2 separate regions of the Mus musculus genome follow, and region 2 is linked to region 1. A link is a loop called in an ENCODE intact Hi-C map of the cell type or tissue named here. Cell type or tissue: left cerebral cortex. All regions are shown on one strand.

The links. A loop is a pair of places that touch in the nucleus more often than their neighbours do. Peaks named below come from ENCODE experiments on the same cell type or tissue, not always from the same donor. Only the 100,000 strongest peaks of a DNase experiment are listed, where the experiment ranks them.
Region 2: it touches region 1 in a loop (2.7-fold over the local background); 10 of 42 quality-filtered maps call a loop at or near these places.

What each region holds. Positions count from the first base shown.
Region 1 is chr14:69,025,881-69,033,880 of GRCm38, forward strand. Stc1 (stanniocalcin 1) reads left to right here and starts at 3,409. Exons shown (of 4, transcript NM_009285.3): 1 at 3,409-3,627; 2 at 5,623-5,765; 3 at 6,354-6,565. The coding sequence starts at 3,510. It overlaps Gm41192 (a long non-coding RNA gene), which reads right to left and starts at 4,610. Exons shown (of 4, transcript XR_003951016.1): 1 at 4,316-4,610; 2 at 4,002-4,120. In left cerebral cortex, a CTCF peak has its summit at 2,911; DNase peaks (open chromatin) are centred at 130, 2,242, 3,138, 3,532 and 4 more places; H3K4me3 peaks cover 1,927 bases; H3K27ac peaks cover 691 bases.
Region 2 is chr14:69,130,629-69,138,628 of GRCm38, forward strand. No RefSeq gene overlaps it. Among named protein-coding and RNA genes, the nearest start is that of Nkx2-6, 37 kb to the right of the region's middle. In left cerebral cortex, a CTCF peak has its summit at 3,544 (motif pointing left); a DNase peak (open chromatin) is centred at 6,258.

The DNA of each region.
Region 1 (8,000 bases):
TACATGGCTTACCTAACTTGAAAAGGGGTCTTTTCCAAGAACATCCTCAGGTTGGTTCCTAAGATTCATTTATTCAAAGCACCTCTTATATCAATCCTCCTGCCTTTCTTCCTGTCACCATAGCAATCTCAGCAACCCAAATGCTTATGAAGCTCCTACCTTTCTTTTGCAAGCTGCTGCCTGGATGCTGACAAGCTCTTCCCCAAGCATAACCTTCCTGTTAAAGAGCCCTAATGCCTCCTGTTATAAGATAAAACTCAAACTCTGAAAACCAACCTCCAGATTCTTCTGTATTCTCTCAAACCCCAGGGGAAAGTTGCAAAAGAACTCATCTATCAATCGACACAGGGTTTCTAGACCCACCATCTCAAAGTCTAGCACACAGCACAGTGATGGTAGATGTTCAGATGCGCTCAAATTATGGGCTTCTGGGAAGGAACTTGGCTTTGAGTACTCATGTCTGCCATCAACTTCCTCCCTTGACATCCTTGAGTACAGAGGCACCTGTGCACTTCCCTTACACACTAGTATGGCTGATCATCATTGTATTTCCTCGATTGTTTGCCTTTCATCGTGAAACACTTGGCACAATTAGCAACTAACCTTTGGATATATAGCTGTTAATAAGCATAATAAGTGAAAAGTTAATGTCATACACACATGCACATACACACACACACACACACACACACTTCCTGATAGTTATAGGACATTGTGTTCTGGTAAGAGCTTCAGAGAACTGGGAAAAGAAACTGGATTGTCAGAGGAAAGCAATCACCCTTCCAAGCTAGTGGACCAGCCAGAGGTCAAGTGTAGATCCTTGAACAGTGCACAATGACTAGGGAAGCAGAGACTGCTGAGGAATGGAAGTCTAGACCTTCTGGTAAACCTTGCACCTATGCTCTTCTGCCTTCTTTGAAAGGTAACACTGCATGATCTAGTCTGCAATGCCATATATGCTCTATTCCTGCATAAAACCATCAACAATCGACCTCAGAGATTCCCAGAGTAAGAATTTCATGAAACACAAGCTGGCATCACTTCCCTCCCCCACCCCCCTAATTTAAATGCTCACTTCTTGTAGGTCTTTCCAGGAAACCTCCCTCAAATCTCTAGCTGTCTCTCAGGCAAAGTTCTAGATTTTGAACTTGTAGAAGGTGTCCCAAGGTTGGTCATCTTCCCAACTAAATTTCAGATGCCCCAGGTTAGAATCATGATTGCTTTCTAGACACTCTCACTTTTATAATTCCTGACATACCATGCAGTACTCGAATTAGTACTGGAGAAACGACAATACCATTAATGAACAAAGGCTGCAATGGGCAAATTAAGTAGTTTATACATTCAATCAATCAAAAGATGAGATTAACTAACTGAAACATGAAATTACATGGAATTTTCCAATTTTTAATATATTTTCTGTCTTTTATTTTTTCAAGCCTTGTCGTAGCAAACATCCCTGCTTTTTCTAACAATCTTTTTTTTTTAAGAATGAGCTATAAGTCACCTTAAGCAAACCTACTTGCTGCACACATACACACACACACACACACACACACACACAGAGAGAGAGAGAGAGAGAGAGAGAGAGAGAGAGAGAGACACTCAAAGACAGACCTGATTCTGGATGTGATTTGTAATAACAGAATTATTTTTTTTAAGTTTTCATGCGAAGTTTCAGGACTGAACCTGAAGCCACTGGCTCTGTTTCTTTTCAAGCCCATGCTGTCCCAGTCCACAGAACAACCAGAGACCCTTTTGTACTTACCTCCTGAAAAATGTTCGATGTTTTATTGTTAATCCTTTTGCCTCACCCCACCCTTTAATGACCACCTTCCTACCCTGAGAAGTCCTCTCAAGGATCATTAACCTCCTTCATAACTTAAGGACAAGCCTTCCTGTTGCCCACACTCCACTTATAAGAAAATAGGAGCTACTCTACTGGGCATGATTTGTGATTCCACTATAATTTTCCCATTAAGTCTCCAGTTTATCAGTCTCCTCTCCTACACATTCTGGTCTTTCCCTACCCTTTCTTCCCAGTCCCGCCCCCTGCCTCTTCCCCAACCCCCAAGAAGTGAACTGGTTTACCCAGCAGGTTTAGTCTTGCTTTGACCAGCTCATTGTTTCAATGTGATTACGATGCTGCCGGGCTTGAATCCACAGTTTATTAATTTCCAGGCATTTGCCATGTCCCTCTGTGGAGTGTCGTGTGAGGAGTAGTTGTGCGTGTGTGCACAGACAGTAACCAACACTCCTAGGATTGGCAGAGCCTCTGGTGACTAAGAAAACACTGTTGGTGGTGATCCAGGACTAGGGATGTAGCCAGTTAATAGAGCGCGCGGGCCAGTGTGCATGAAGCTGTGGGCTCAATCCCCAGAACCACACAGTGACAGATGTCTGTTATTTCAGGGTGGAAAGATGGAGGCAGGAGGACAGGAGTTCAAGGTCACCCTCAGCTAGACATCAAGTTCAGCCTGGGCTGCATGATGTTTCAGGTGAATCATATTATTTTAGAGGTGTATGGAATAAGATTTGAGAAGTGGAAGAGCAAGGTGAAAGGACGTGGCCAAGGTCATAGATTTAATACCTAGGAGAGCTGAGGGAAAAGCTGAGAGCTAGAGCTACCCAACCTCCGTTCACTGGGCTCATGCACAGGCATACAGCCTTCTGCCATGGCTCACATAGCAGTAAGAATTCAGGGTGTCCACAGATCTCAGCAAGGAATTATAGCTGCATACTGTAAGTGAACGCGCAAATGCAAAAAAAAAAAAAAAAAAAAAATGATGTTGAGCTCTTACAGAGAACAGCCTGCTAAAATTAGAGAGTTGCTATAGTGTGATTAAATTCAAATCTGCATCACATCTCCCTACCAAGCATCCAACATGCATTCCTCCTAGTGGCTCATTTAAAAAAAAAATTAAAGATGAATTTCACAAGTACCTTGAAGGGCTTTTCAAGTGATTTTCCTTTTGGCTTGATCAATACAGAGTTATCACTTCAGCGTGTGAAAATAGCTTTTCCACACAATCCCTGTGCACACAGCCACACGCACACACATATAAATCATTGGCAGCAGGTACTTTCAATTTGCTGGAAAATATTTCTAAGAAGTCAAAAAGCTCCAGCTGAATAAGCGTGCCTGCCTATTGGCTAAACGGACCAGTTGAAGGATCTGATTGGTCCCTGATCCTGAGGACCGATAAGACGGCTATAAAATCCCTGGGTGCAGCTCTTGGGCCCCCAGTTTGCAAAAGCCAGAGGTGCAAGAAGCAGCAGCAGCAGCAACAGCAGCAGCAGCAGCCGCCTGCCAGCCAGCCAGCCACACACACACACACACACACACACACACACACACACACACACACACACAGACAAATTCTTCCTCAAATCCTCACCTAAGCTTTCAGTATATCCAGATCCACATCTTCACTCAAGCCGGGAGAGGGAAAGAGGAAAGGGGGGGAGGAAAAAAAAAAGCCAACAACTTAGCGGAAACTTCTCAGAGAATGCTCCAAAACTCAGCAGTGATTCTGGCGCTGGTCATCAGTGCAGCTGCAGCGCACGAGGCGGAACAAAATGATTCTGTGAGCCCCAGAAAATCCCGGGTGGCGGCTCAAAATTCAGGTAAGCAAGAAAACCCAGGACCGGTTTCTCCCCCCAAAGATCTGTCCTCATTTGCCTCTCTCACTTTTGCATGTGTCTCTGTGACGGCTGATCTCAGTAATAAATGTGCTTCATGCCTGGTGATAATGAACTGCCAGTGTAATCCTATAGCCTTAGGAAGTGGAGTTCCTTTGTTTAATAAATTGCATGCAACTAACGAAGAAGCTGGGCGCTCTGCTGAGGGTATTTCATTGCATAAGCCTAGCCTGATTGCCTGAAATCTGGCACGTACCCTCTTGTTGGGGGGAGGGGGCGGGGAAAGGCTTGAATGTTGGCACGCCTCACAGCGGCTCTCTCTACTCCACAAGCTTGTGTTAAGGTAATGAGTGGCTTACCTGCTGCCATGCCTCTCCCTGCTCCTTTAAGACCTTGTAACTTGACTTCTCTACCTCTCCAGACAGCACACAGACAAGCCCCCTCCTCACACTGATTTGTGGAACCATAATCCTCAAGTCTGAAAAAAAGAAATTTTTTTCAGGGCGCATTCAGAAAAGGGGTGGGAGGACCTACACACCCCGTTCCCTATAAGCCTGCCTGTCTCCTTCCTCGCTCTCAGAGGCTCCATTCAATCGCCCATGCAGCCCGTGGTCCCTAGAAGGAAGTGCATTTGTAAAACGAAGCATTTCTTTCTCCATGGGGAAGGTCTTACTTTCCGCCCGACTCCCGCACCAGTTAACTGTATATGGTCCTGGCCTCCGGAGGCAAAGAAGCATTAGGACCCCTATGTCCCTTGACTTCTAGATCCTCGCAAACTCCTCTCCCCAACTGTTAACAGAGATGGGACCCCGCAGGTGTCAAAATGCTGCAGATGCTCCCCCTTGGAAGAGCGCAGGTCCCTGCCAGAGGAGGCCTTTTGCCTGGCTTCCTTTTGTACTTAGTTGCTATAGCGATGCCGTGATTCACAATTCGAGCTTGCCTAAAACAATAGCAGCCCTAATGCATATTAAAACTGCTTAAAGCAAAGTTATAATTTGAACCCGTGGAAATATATAATTAGGGAAATGACTTGTAACATCCCAGAGGCTGCGGGTGGTGGGAGGGGGGGCGGGGAAGCCTAACCTAACCAAACCATGCTTTTGATCTGGGAGGAGAATCCTACGGTATGAAGGCTACAGATCATTGCTTGCCGAGCTGCCTGCCAGAACACCCCTCCTTCTGTGGGAGAGAAATTACTTTTATGGCAGATCTTATCCAGAATGCAGAAAACCCGGTGCAAGTTCTTTGCGGTTTTCTTCCAGCCTTTCACAAGGAGTGCCTTGAACCCGTCACTCCACACCTGTGTTTCTCCTTTTTTGAAAAGAAGCCTTTTTAATATGAGAGATTATTCATACCTCTAAGCGCTGGACGGTGGTTGGGGGGCTGGGTGGATACAAAGGGCTCAGATTCCTTGTCTGCCAGTGCCTTCATGGGTTAAAAGCTCTCTTTGGGAAGGGTCTCCCTCCAAATGGACTCAGCAAATTATTCTCTGCCATTTGGGTTAAAATACCATGCTTTTTACTCTAGACTGCATTTTTCAGAGGGCAGATAGATTCTCTCTGGTCCTCCCCCAACTCCATCATGAGCCTGACCTTCAGTCACTGCCTACAGCCTACCCAAGCTCTCAAGTTCCAAGGGACAGCCTTTGATTCCTGTCACCAACAGAAGACACTATGCATTACAAGGTCTCTATCCTTAATTCTCTAGCCATCAAAATGCATAGAAGGGTGAGACCCAGAGAGAGCACGTGCCTAAGGGAGAAGACACTACCCCTATCATGAGTCTCAGAAGGAAAAACGTCCTTCCCCCAACCTCTTTCTCACCCCAATTTTCTTCCAATTGTTGTATTTAATGGAATCCCAAATCAAATTCCGAGGGTAAGTTAAGATCATGTGCCCTTGGTATTAGACTTTTACACCTACTGGATTCTACCAGAGCCCCCTTGGCTTGACCCAGACTGGTTCTGCTTGTCTCTTCCAGCTGAAGTGGTTCGCTGCCTCAACAGTGCCCTGCAGGTTGGCTGCGGGGCTTTTGCATGCCTGGAAAACTCCACATGTGACACAGATGGGATGTACGACATTTGTAAATCCTTCTTGTACAGTGCTGCTAAATTTGACACTCAGGTAACTGGACCTTGCCTTTAGCTCCCACTGGCTGCTTGTCTTTTTAACAGAGTGCTTGTTACTCTTCTTAAGAGCCCCAAAAGCCAACCTTGCTCCCCAGCCTTCTAACCAGGCTCATCCCAGGCTTGCAAACATGCTCCAGAACGCATGCGTGTGTGTATGCGCACAGATACACCAACACAGGTTGGGGGCATATGCACACCAAGTTTAGACCAGGAATAAAGGGTTGGCAGAGGCTGGCTTATAATATGAGGGATGATTAGCAGAAAAGCATTTTTGCTTTGAGAGGAAATAAAAATGTCCTCCTCTGAGTGACCTGGCATGCTATCTGAAATTCCCAGTTACCAGTCTTAACCCCAAGAACATAAAACTGATTCTGACCATCTTCACATCTGGGAGGAGTTGATGATGTCTCTCTCCTATCTCGTTTCCTGTCCGTGGAGCTGAGTGTTCAAGATAGTCCAAGAGAGAAGAGATTTTTCTCTTTTGATTCTCAGCCATGCTGTGTCCCCTTGAAAGACTCCTGTGTCATAGACCCAGACCTCTTTTAGAAGGTCAAACTCATGCTTATCTTCTTATCCCTGGCAGGGAAAAGCATTTGTCAAAGAGAGCTTAAAGTGCATCGCCAATGGGATCACCTCCAAGGTATTCCTTGCCATTCGGAGGTGTTCGACTTTCCAGAGGATGATCGCCGAGGTGCAGGAGGACTGCTACAGCAAGCTTAACGTTTGCAGCATCGCCAAGCGCAACCCGGAAGCCATCACTGAAGTCATACAGCTGCCCAATCACTTCTCCAACAGGTACCCGAGGGTCCTCTTCTTCACAGCATGGGGGGGGGGGTAGGGTGGGGGTTGGCCACCATAACCAGAGTAGCAATCTTTCCCTCTGGTGTTATAACAATCTTCCTACACAGCTAGCAGAGAGATGGTTTGCAGTTTTCCTGGGTGAGTTTCTCTGTCCAGTTCTTACCATAAGCCTGAAGGAAACAAGGAAGCTTCTGGAAAGTACCTTTTGAGACATCAGGTTTGGCTGAAACAATGACTGAGCAACAGAATAATAGGCCATGGGGGGAAAAAAACTTAGTCAAATGTCAAAATGCAGACTTTTATTAAATCTGTATATTTGGAGTTAGTCCCAAAGCCAGATATTTCAGTAACTAATGATCTTATCTCCAGAACAAGTCATCTTATTTACGCAGAACCAGATTCATTTTACTCTATGAAAAGTAAAATGGCTTCAGGGAGCCATTCTTGTATTCCCTTCAAAGCATTATGTCAACCCAACCCACTAGCCCAAGATTTCCCAGAAGGAAAAGCTGGTGGCTACCCAAGTATCATTTGCATCTCAGGTGACCCAAAGCTACTGGGTTCACACCATCTGACCTCCAGGCCTGCCTGTGTCATTGGTTTTGAAGCCTTTGCCAAATAGGAATGAACCCCTGATATGTAAGAGATCCTGCATCCTGGTCCACTGTGGGTATCAAAGATGTCTAGCAAGAGGTGAGGGATGATGCTTGGGTAGTACATAGACAGACAGAATCAGTAGTTAACTATAAGTCAGTTGTCAACAGCCTGCGGAGATGCTCGAAGCCAAATCCTATGAATGGATGAAATCCCATGATTCCCTGACTCTCCCACCAAGTCTCTATGTATTCACAAGGAATAGTTCTGTTACTCTGGTCCCCTAAGAGTTATCACACATCTAAGCTGATGACTCTCCTAGCCAAATAACCCCATCCTTCTGAGACAGACAGCTGTCTTTACCCCTAACATGAAACTTCTGTGACATATAGGAGCCATTCTCAACTACCATACAGCCCTTGAATGCAAGTCTATCTGACTTTTCAGAACAGGAAAAATCAACTCCGTTTTCCTCAAATATCTTGTCTTTCTATATCAACCTCAATTTTAACAATTCTCCTAGGAAGATTCTTGTTGAGGGAGGGAAGGGTTAATACTTCACTGGTTGTTGTAGACTAACCCTTTGCCATAGGGGGAAGAGATGAAGAGTTCTTGCTTGGACAATGGTTAGGCACAAAAGATGTAATTATGTAGCATTTTAAAGGGAGGTGTGTTAGCAGAGTCAGTACAAGTTTAGATTGTTAAAGATCCTATACACATAGGATCTCTAAAGTGGCAGGTAGCCGATTTCAAGGCTATACAGAGTTGGCTATTTCAGTTCAAGCCTCATTCTCCCTTGTGATGAGAGAGTCATGGTAGAAAGGAAGCTACAGAG
Region 2 (8,000 bases), 100 kb after region 1:
AATCCAGGTTCAAATGTAGGCAGATGAGTCAGACACTGGCTACGCGAGAGTCAGGGTCGCAGGACTAAGAAAGGTGTCATACTAAACAACTGTTCTTTCTGTCTGGATGCCTTGCTCAGGACCTTGGACCAGGGCCCTGTAAGGCAACTTTAGTAGAGTTTGAACGAAAAGGAAAAGGTATATTCAGGAATTATTCCCTTTGAGGATTCACCTAAGAGCTACACTAGAGGGGACTGGAGACATGGCTCAGCCTTTAGGAGTGCTTCCTCTTCCAGAGGATGGACAGCTCCAGGGCCCAGCATTCAGGACAGACAGCGCACCACTACCTATAGCCCCAACTGCAGCAAAACCAAAGCACGCTTCCGGCCCCGCACATTCACACAGACACAGACACATAAACAGAAAGTCTTAAAAAAAAAAAACTAATTTAAAAATAAACAACAAAGACACCAGTATCCAGGACACCACAGTAGCCGGGTATATTGTGGATACAGACAGTAATCTTCAGGGATTAGAAAAATGCCAGACCAGACAGGATTTCCTCCCCACAGCTATTTCTCTCATGGTTAATTCTTGCATCTATCCCTCCAGCTACTCCAAAGCCTCCTGACCAGACATATTAGCTCGTACCTTCCTCCTTGAAGCCCTGGAGGAGAGTCCTGGAGCACACAATGTCTGTCTGAACTGTCCGCCCTTACTCATGAGACTTGTTGGCGAAGGCCAAGCTGTTCATTTTCATTAGCCAGTGAGCTCTATAAAGGGTCCCGTGAGGAAGTTCTTCTCCATATTCAGGCCAAAGAAGCTCATCATGGCCGGCTTGTGTCCTCCCCACCTTTACAATCACGGGACCTTTGGACTCCGCAGTGTTCCTTTCCTTGCCTACCTTGGTGGTTTGTTCCCCCACAGACTCACTTGGCCACCAGCTGCGGTGCTGCTGGAGAAAGCTGTAGAACCTTTGGCAAGTAGCGCCTCGCCAGAGGAAGTGGGTGGTTGGAGGTCTAACTGAAGTCTTCACAGCCCAGCCCTATTCACTTCCTGTTCAATCTCTGCTTCCTGGGTGTGAATGCAGTGTGACCAGCCAGCCTCCTGCCCCTGACATCTCATCCTGTGCGCCTGCTGCCTTTCTCGGTAGGATGGACTACATCTCTTTGAAACCATAATCCAAAATAAACTCTCCCTTAAATGGTTTTTGTCAGGGTGTTTTATCACAGCAATAGAAAAGTAAACGCATCCTGCCAAGAAACCCTAGGCAATGGGGAAGGTTTAGCTTAGGTCCAGTAGTCTCCCCTACCCTACCCTACCCTCCCGTCCAGAACATAAATTGATACCCAAACAGAGGGAAAGAATTGGCTAGATGAAGATCAAAGGGAGCCTCTTTCATTTACAAAGCAATATGTGTGAGCCCTGCTTGGTGGCAGATGTCTGCAACCCCAGATCTTGGCAGGCCAAGGCAGGAAGAATTCAAGGTAAAGACAACGTGTGTAAAGGTCCTGGATCCGAGAAGAATCGGGCATGGCATGTGGTGCTGCTGGAATGTGTCCAGTAACGACCGTGACACTGGTGAGATTGTGTAATGCGTTGAAGAGCCAATGAGAAAACAGAGCCAGCTTGGGCAGACCCTGCAGGCCAAGGTGAGCAGTTATGGCAAGATGCAGCAAGTGCGTTGTGAGCAACAGTCTTAGTTAGGAACATGAGCTGAGCCAACTTGCTTTCTAAAGTGGTGTCTCTGGAGCATCCATGTAGGGAACACATTGAAGGGGGACTGAAACAGGCCAATGAAAGTATGGAAGTTGCTAGATAAAATATAGTGGCTTCCTGGCTGGGCACCTCCTTTATGTACAAGCAGTGGGCATAATTGAGACATGTTTTAGAGGTTGAACGAATAGAACATTTGAGTGCTGCTATAAAGCACTCAAATAATGTAAGAAATGTAAGAAATGTAAGAAATGGCTTTAAGAAATTAAGAAATGTAAGAAATGGCCTTAGAGGATGAGGCTACTGCTTGACAATAGAGTGTGTGTGTGTGTGTGTGTGTGTGTGTGTGTGTGTGTGTGTAAGGTCCCAGCTTCAATTGCCAGAACTGAAAAGAGTGGGAAAGGAGAGAAGCGTAGATGGGAGGAAGGGGGTGCCCAGCAACCACTGTGAGGCCAGATCTGGGCTGGGAACTGGCTCTCCCACTTACACTTCCTTTGACAGCACACCTTTACCTGTCACCCTTCTCTTGCCCTTCCTTTCCTTAGAAATCCTACTACAAGAGGCTGGTGAGATAGCTCAATGGTTAAGAGCACAGGCTGCTCTTCCAGAGTTCCTGAGCACCATAGCGCCATCAGGTAGCTCCAGGGGATTCAACACCCTCTTCTGGACTCTGAGGACACATGCGCTTGCACACACACACACACACACACACACACACACACACACACACACTTAAAAAAATAAATAAATCTTTAAAAAAAATAAAGGGAAAAGCTTGCTGCTTTGGGAACAGGGTCATCAGAAGCAAACTGAGCTTTGAGGCACACTCTGCCGCACCTACTCAGACTGAGTGACCCTCCCTTTCTTCCCCTCTCACCCCTCCATCCTGCCCAGACCCTAAGAAGTTCAGTTTCATTCGCTTTCCCAGCAAGCGTTCTCTTCCCAGCTTGGCATCATCTGCTACAGGAGGCTGTCACCCTGGTGCCCCAGACTGGAGCAATTGCATAAGATTCAACCAGGCTCTCAGAGCTTCACAAAGCCATGCTTCCAAAATACCCTGTGAGTGAGCCCCAAATAATGCATGAAACTGTATCTGGCCTGCTGTGCCCAGCACGCTCACACAGGAGGAGGGGCGGGGCTAGGCAGGACCAGACACCTGATAGTTTCTCACCACTAAAGAATGATTGGAAAAGGGATTAGGATTAAAGGGACAGGGGACAACTCTGGTGGTTTAGACTAGAGTGTGAGCAGCCAAGGGGAGAGCATCGGAAGGGCTAACCCATGGCGCCACACCCCTGCAGTGAACACAAGGGACCCTTCATGGAGACCAGGATCCCTGAGTCACTCTCGCCCATGCTCATTCACCTCAGTCCCTGGGATCATATCTCCTTAGTGGATGAAGTCACCACCAGCCTGCCTATAGCACACAACTCAACAGTGCTGTATCAAGACTGGACAACTATATTCTCCAAATCCAGGCCTCTGTCCATGAGTGGCCACGGCTGTAACAAAGTCACATGTCACATATGCAGGCTAGACTGGGGTGCTAGACACAAGGATAGAAGGTGGTATTCCTGGACAGACCTGAGCCCATGACGAGCTTCTCTGAGCTGCCAAATGTGGTGCTCACCCACAGTACTAGCTACTGAGAGGCTGAAGCAGGAGGATCGCTTGAGCTCAGAAACATGGGGCCAAACAAGGCAAAATAGCCATCTCAGAAAATAAATAAAGGGCTAGAGAGATGACTCTGCATTTAGGATCATTAGCTGCTCTTATAGAGGACCTATATTCATGTCTTCAAGCCCGCATGATAACCTAACAACCGTTTCTAACTCCAGCGCCCTCTTCTGGCCTCTGCAGGAACTGCACACATGTGATGCACAGACATATAGGAAACAAACAAAATATGTAAGGCTCATACACATAAGACTAAAATTTTTAAATTAATAAGCTCTCTTGGTTTTTTTTTCTGTTGGAATTTTCTATGACACTTGAGGGGGGACTCCTTGGGCCGCAGGGTTTGGGAGGTCTGTACTGTCCGTTGCTCTTGTGGTGGTGGTGGTGGTGGGGACTCCTTGGACAACAGGGTTTGGGAGGCCTGTATGTCCATTGCTCTTGATCCTAGCTCATGTGCCAGATGTCCCTGCTACTCTATGCCTATCTCAATCCCCGTCAGCAAACCAGCCTTCACTCCTTCTTCCACCAAGAAAAGGGAGGCCCAGGGGCTACCACATGCCTCTCCTGATCCAAGAAAAAAATAATGCATAAATATTCTACCATATACCAAAATATGAATACAAATTTTTAAATGATGCATAAAAGTAAAAAAGGGGAAACAATTTAAACTCCTCTCCCCCCCCCGCAAAAAGCGCTCTCTGAACCCCCACCCCTAATAAGGACTCTTAGGGCTCTGTCAATATCACTGGAGATCAGCCTGTGGCCAGTACCTTGCTTATTCTCATTTCCTAATCCAGCTTTATCCAGCAGTCACCAAATTGCTTAGAAACTATTCTAGCAATGCTCTGGTGCACCTCTGCTTGGATGCTCTAGGATCATCTACAAGGTCCCAGTTATACTATGAGGTCTACTCTCTGTGTCCCACATCTCTCTGAGTTGTCGTCATTAGGGGATTTTTCCCCCATCCAATATCAATTATCAGTCTCTGGGTCCCCTACCAAATGGGAGGGACTCCTAGGGGGATAGTTAAGCACCTCTTAACCCTGGAACCTAGCTACACATCTGGTTTAGCTACACACCTGGCTTATATTAGATACTTTATAAGTGTTTATTAAGTGAACTGTTAAACTCTGAGCACATATCCCACTAGTCAAACCCTTCCTGAGGAAACCAGAGAAAAGTGGAAGAAAGTAAAGGACATGATTGAAGGTGAACAGAAGGAAGGAAGGAAGGAGGGAGGGAAGGAAGGAAGGAAGGAAGGAAGGAAGGAAGGAAGGAAGGGAGCAAAGAAGGGAGAAAAGGGGGAGGGAAGGGTAGGAGGGAAGGAGGGAGGAGAGATAAAGGGAGGAAGGGAAAGAGGGGAGGGAAAGAGGAAGGAAAGAAGGTGGGAGAAAGGGAGAAGGGAAAGAGGAAGGAAAATGGAGGAAGAAAGGGAGGGAGGGAAAAAGAAGGGAGGGTTATAAGCTCTCCCTTATAAAAGAAGGAAGGGGGAGGAAAAGAGGAAGGAAAGAAGGAAGGGAGAAGGGTGGAAGAAAGGAGGAAGGGAGGGAAGGAAGAGGGGAAAGAGGAAGGACAGAAGCAGAGGAGGGAGAAGAAAGATCAGGGAAGGATGCCCACAGAGCCAGCCCCTGGGGTTCTGCTTCAGCTGATGGGACACACCCCTTCCAGTGCTACCCCATGCCTCCTGGGGTATCTCGGAGAACAGCCAGAGTTCTCCCATGTCATTTCCCAGGTGGGGTCTAGGACAGAGGCACTTGAGACCCATCCTCGCTCGGATTCAAATATCCGAACTGGTCAAGGCCCTCAGGCATCACCAGAGAACTCTGAGGGCTGAGATCCACTGCACAGTCAGTGAGCTCGCAGCAGCTCACCGACAGCTGTGCACTGTTTAGTTTAGTGATTTTATTTTGAAGACAGGGTCTCTTGTTGTTCTTATGGAAAGGAGAGGAGAGGCCAGTGGGGTGGGGGAAGGGGTTGTGAGTGATGACAGTATCCTGGGGGGATAGTGAACATCAGGGGGAAATTACCTTCCTGATGACTCAGAAACAGGAAATGGTGACCCAGAGGCGACACACGAAGGGCAGGCGTGCACATATGCGATGACATCACTTCCCTTTTGTGAGGCATGGAAGTAGAAGAGGGGGGAAAGGCAGCAATCAGAGAGAGGGGCGGAGGAGGGGGTCTTCTGCGTGTCATTGCTCGCATCTCCATCTCACCAGCCCCCATTCCTGCCTTGAAGGAGGGATTTTGCCTATGATACATGACCCATTTCCTCTCTAACCCTCTCAGATTCTGGCTAAAAATACAAGCAGGGTTTGGGGTGAGGGTCCCCAGATGCTCACTCCCTCAGAGCCTAGCACACCAGTGATGGCAATCTGAGCCATCAGCACAAGGAACCTGGCTCCTAAACCCCCTCGAACTGCCTTCCTGCTCCTGGAGCACAGGTGCAGCCCCCCACTGTCTCTTTGGCATCACTAGCAAGGGGTATCACCACTAGGTGGTACCCCTAGCAGCCAGCAGCCTTACACAGAGCAACGGTGTAGAGACTCAAAGGTATGCATCTAAGCATCCAGAACGTCGCCAAGCTCGAGGACAGCAGAGGATCCACTCCAGAGCAAGGTGTACCGTACCTATGCGGTTAGATGAACAACCAGGGGCCAAAAGGCCCTTCTCAATCTTACCACAAAGCGGTGACCAGACTACCATGTGGGCCTGTTCTACCAGGCACTGGGACAACCCAACCCTTCAGTCTTCCACCGCAACAAGGACTTTCTTCATCCACAAGACTTCAACTCTGCATCGAATCCTCTCTGTTTGTACAGCCTTGTCCTCCACCCCTAGGATCCAGCAGGTGTGCGAGTCCCAGCAGAGAACATATGGGGAAGAAATTGTGTGAATCTAACTCAGCATCCCACACACAGCAGCTCGCTCATGGTCTGCTCTCTCCTCGGGAGTCCAGGGTGACACGCACAGCTCAGCTGTAGTGTCTATGACAATGTACAGACCAAGGACAGAGTGTCACAGACACCAGCACAGTCTGCAGAGCCTGACCTGGGCTTTGCCTCCATTTATCTTTGCTGTCTCAGATCTTCTCTAGAAGAGAATAAAACCGAAGCGCCACCCTGCTAAGCCAGTCACTGATGACAGCCACTTGCTTTTTGTGCCACTCAGAACAAGACAGGCATGATGCCCTGAACCCAGTCAGCGGCTTCTTGCTATCCTGGGGCTTCTTCCCAGCAAATCTAACACTCACACTTGAAACAATGCCTATGAGTGAGTGTTCAGAAAGTCACCGAGGAGGGGATGGGGAAGAAAGACATATAACCAGAGTTTTGTCTTTGGAAAGAACTAATGGAACCAAGTGAGTGTGGGAATGCTGTGGCCCTGGGCATCGCGTGGTCCACCTGAATCATATGGTGCTCCCTATACCATCATGCTGTCCTCACCTCTGAAACACCCAACCCTTGGCCTGGTGGTCGAAACATTTCTTACCCAGGCAGAACTATCTACCCAGAACATGTTTGGGGTGGAAGCTGGGGTGGATGCCATGTTCAAGGTGGGTCACTGCAGTGAGGCAGACTCCATAGTCAATTGCAAGAAAGAACAGAATACTTGTTGGTCTAAAGAGAGGTGTTTCTTGGCTGTTACCAAATACTGTCCTAACATTAACTCCTGAGACTAATATCACCATAGAAACTGAGGTTCAGAGAAATGGTAGCATCCTGGACCTCAGCATAAGTCTCTGGCAGGGGCAGGTCTCCCTCCAGCTCTCCCTGATGTCTCTGACCTGCAGGAACAGGGCGTACACAGGTGCTGCAAACCACCCATCTCAATGGAATCTGACCAGCTAGGATGGAGCTCAGGGATAGGGCTCTTTTTGAGAATGTACAAGGCCCAGAGCCTCAAAAGAGAAAGAAAATATCTCTCTCCAGTGTTTCCCATAATTAGATCAGAACCTGAAACACTGGGTACTCGTTCTTTTTTTTAAATATTGATTGATTGATTGATTGATTGATTGATTGATTGAATGAATGTATAATAATACACTGTTTCTCTCTTCAGACACACCAGAAAAAGGCATCAGTGCTCTTAACCACTGAGCCACCTCTCCAGGCCCTGCAGTTTAATGACTATTTAGTCCCACTTAGTACTGCATATAACTCTTACCTTTGAGAAGTTTTTAATTACTTGCACTAAGCAGCCATCTACAAAAGGCAAAGTGTAACAGGAGGCACTCAAGAATGTCAAGAAGGGGGAAAGTCAAGGTTAGTTGTATTTTTCTAGATCAGGGAGGGGGAGTCACTATTTCCAGGCTGGAGGAATAGGGACCTGGGTACAGGAGGGCTGTGACTGTACAAATCCAGCCTAGAACATGGTGAGCCAAGCAATGGCCAGCTGTTGAACATGCAGATACAATGGTGGCTCACAATGCCACATCAGCTATCTATTGCTGTGTAACAAATCTCCCAAGACATCGACAAAACTGGCAATCTCCCATTTGTCCACAGTTACCCAGTGCATTCCAGACTTGAAACGCTGAGTTATTTCCATCACACCATTAACCCTTGGTGTCCCTAACACTGGAAGCCCCCAGATGACCGAATTCATAGCCAGGCACCCCAGCCAGG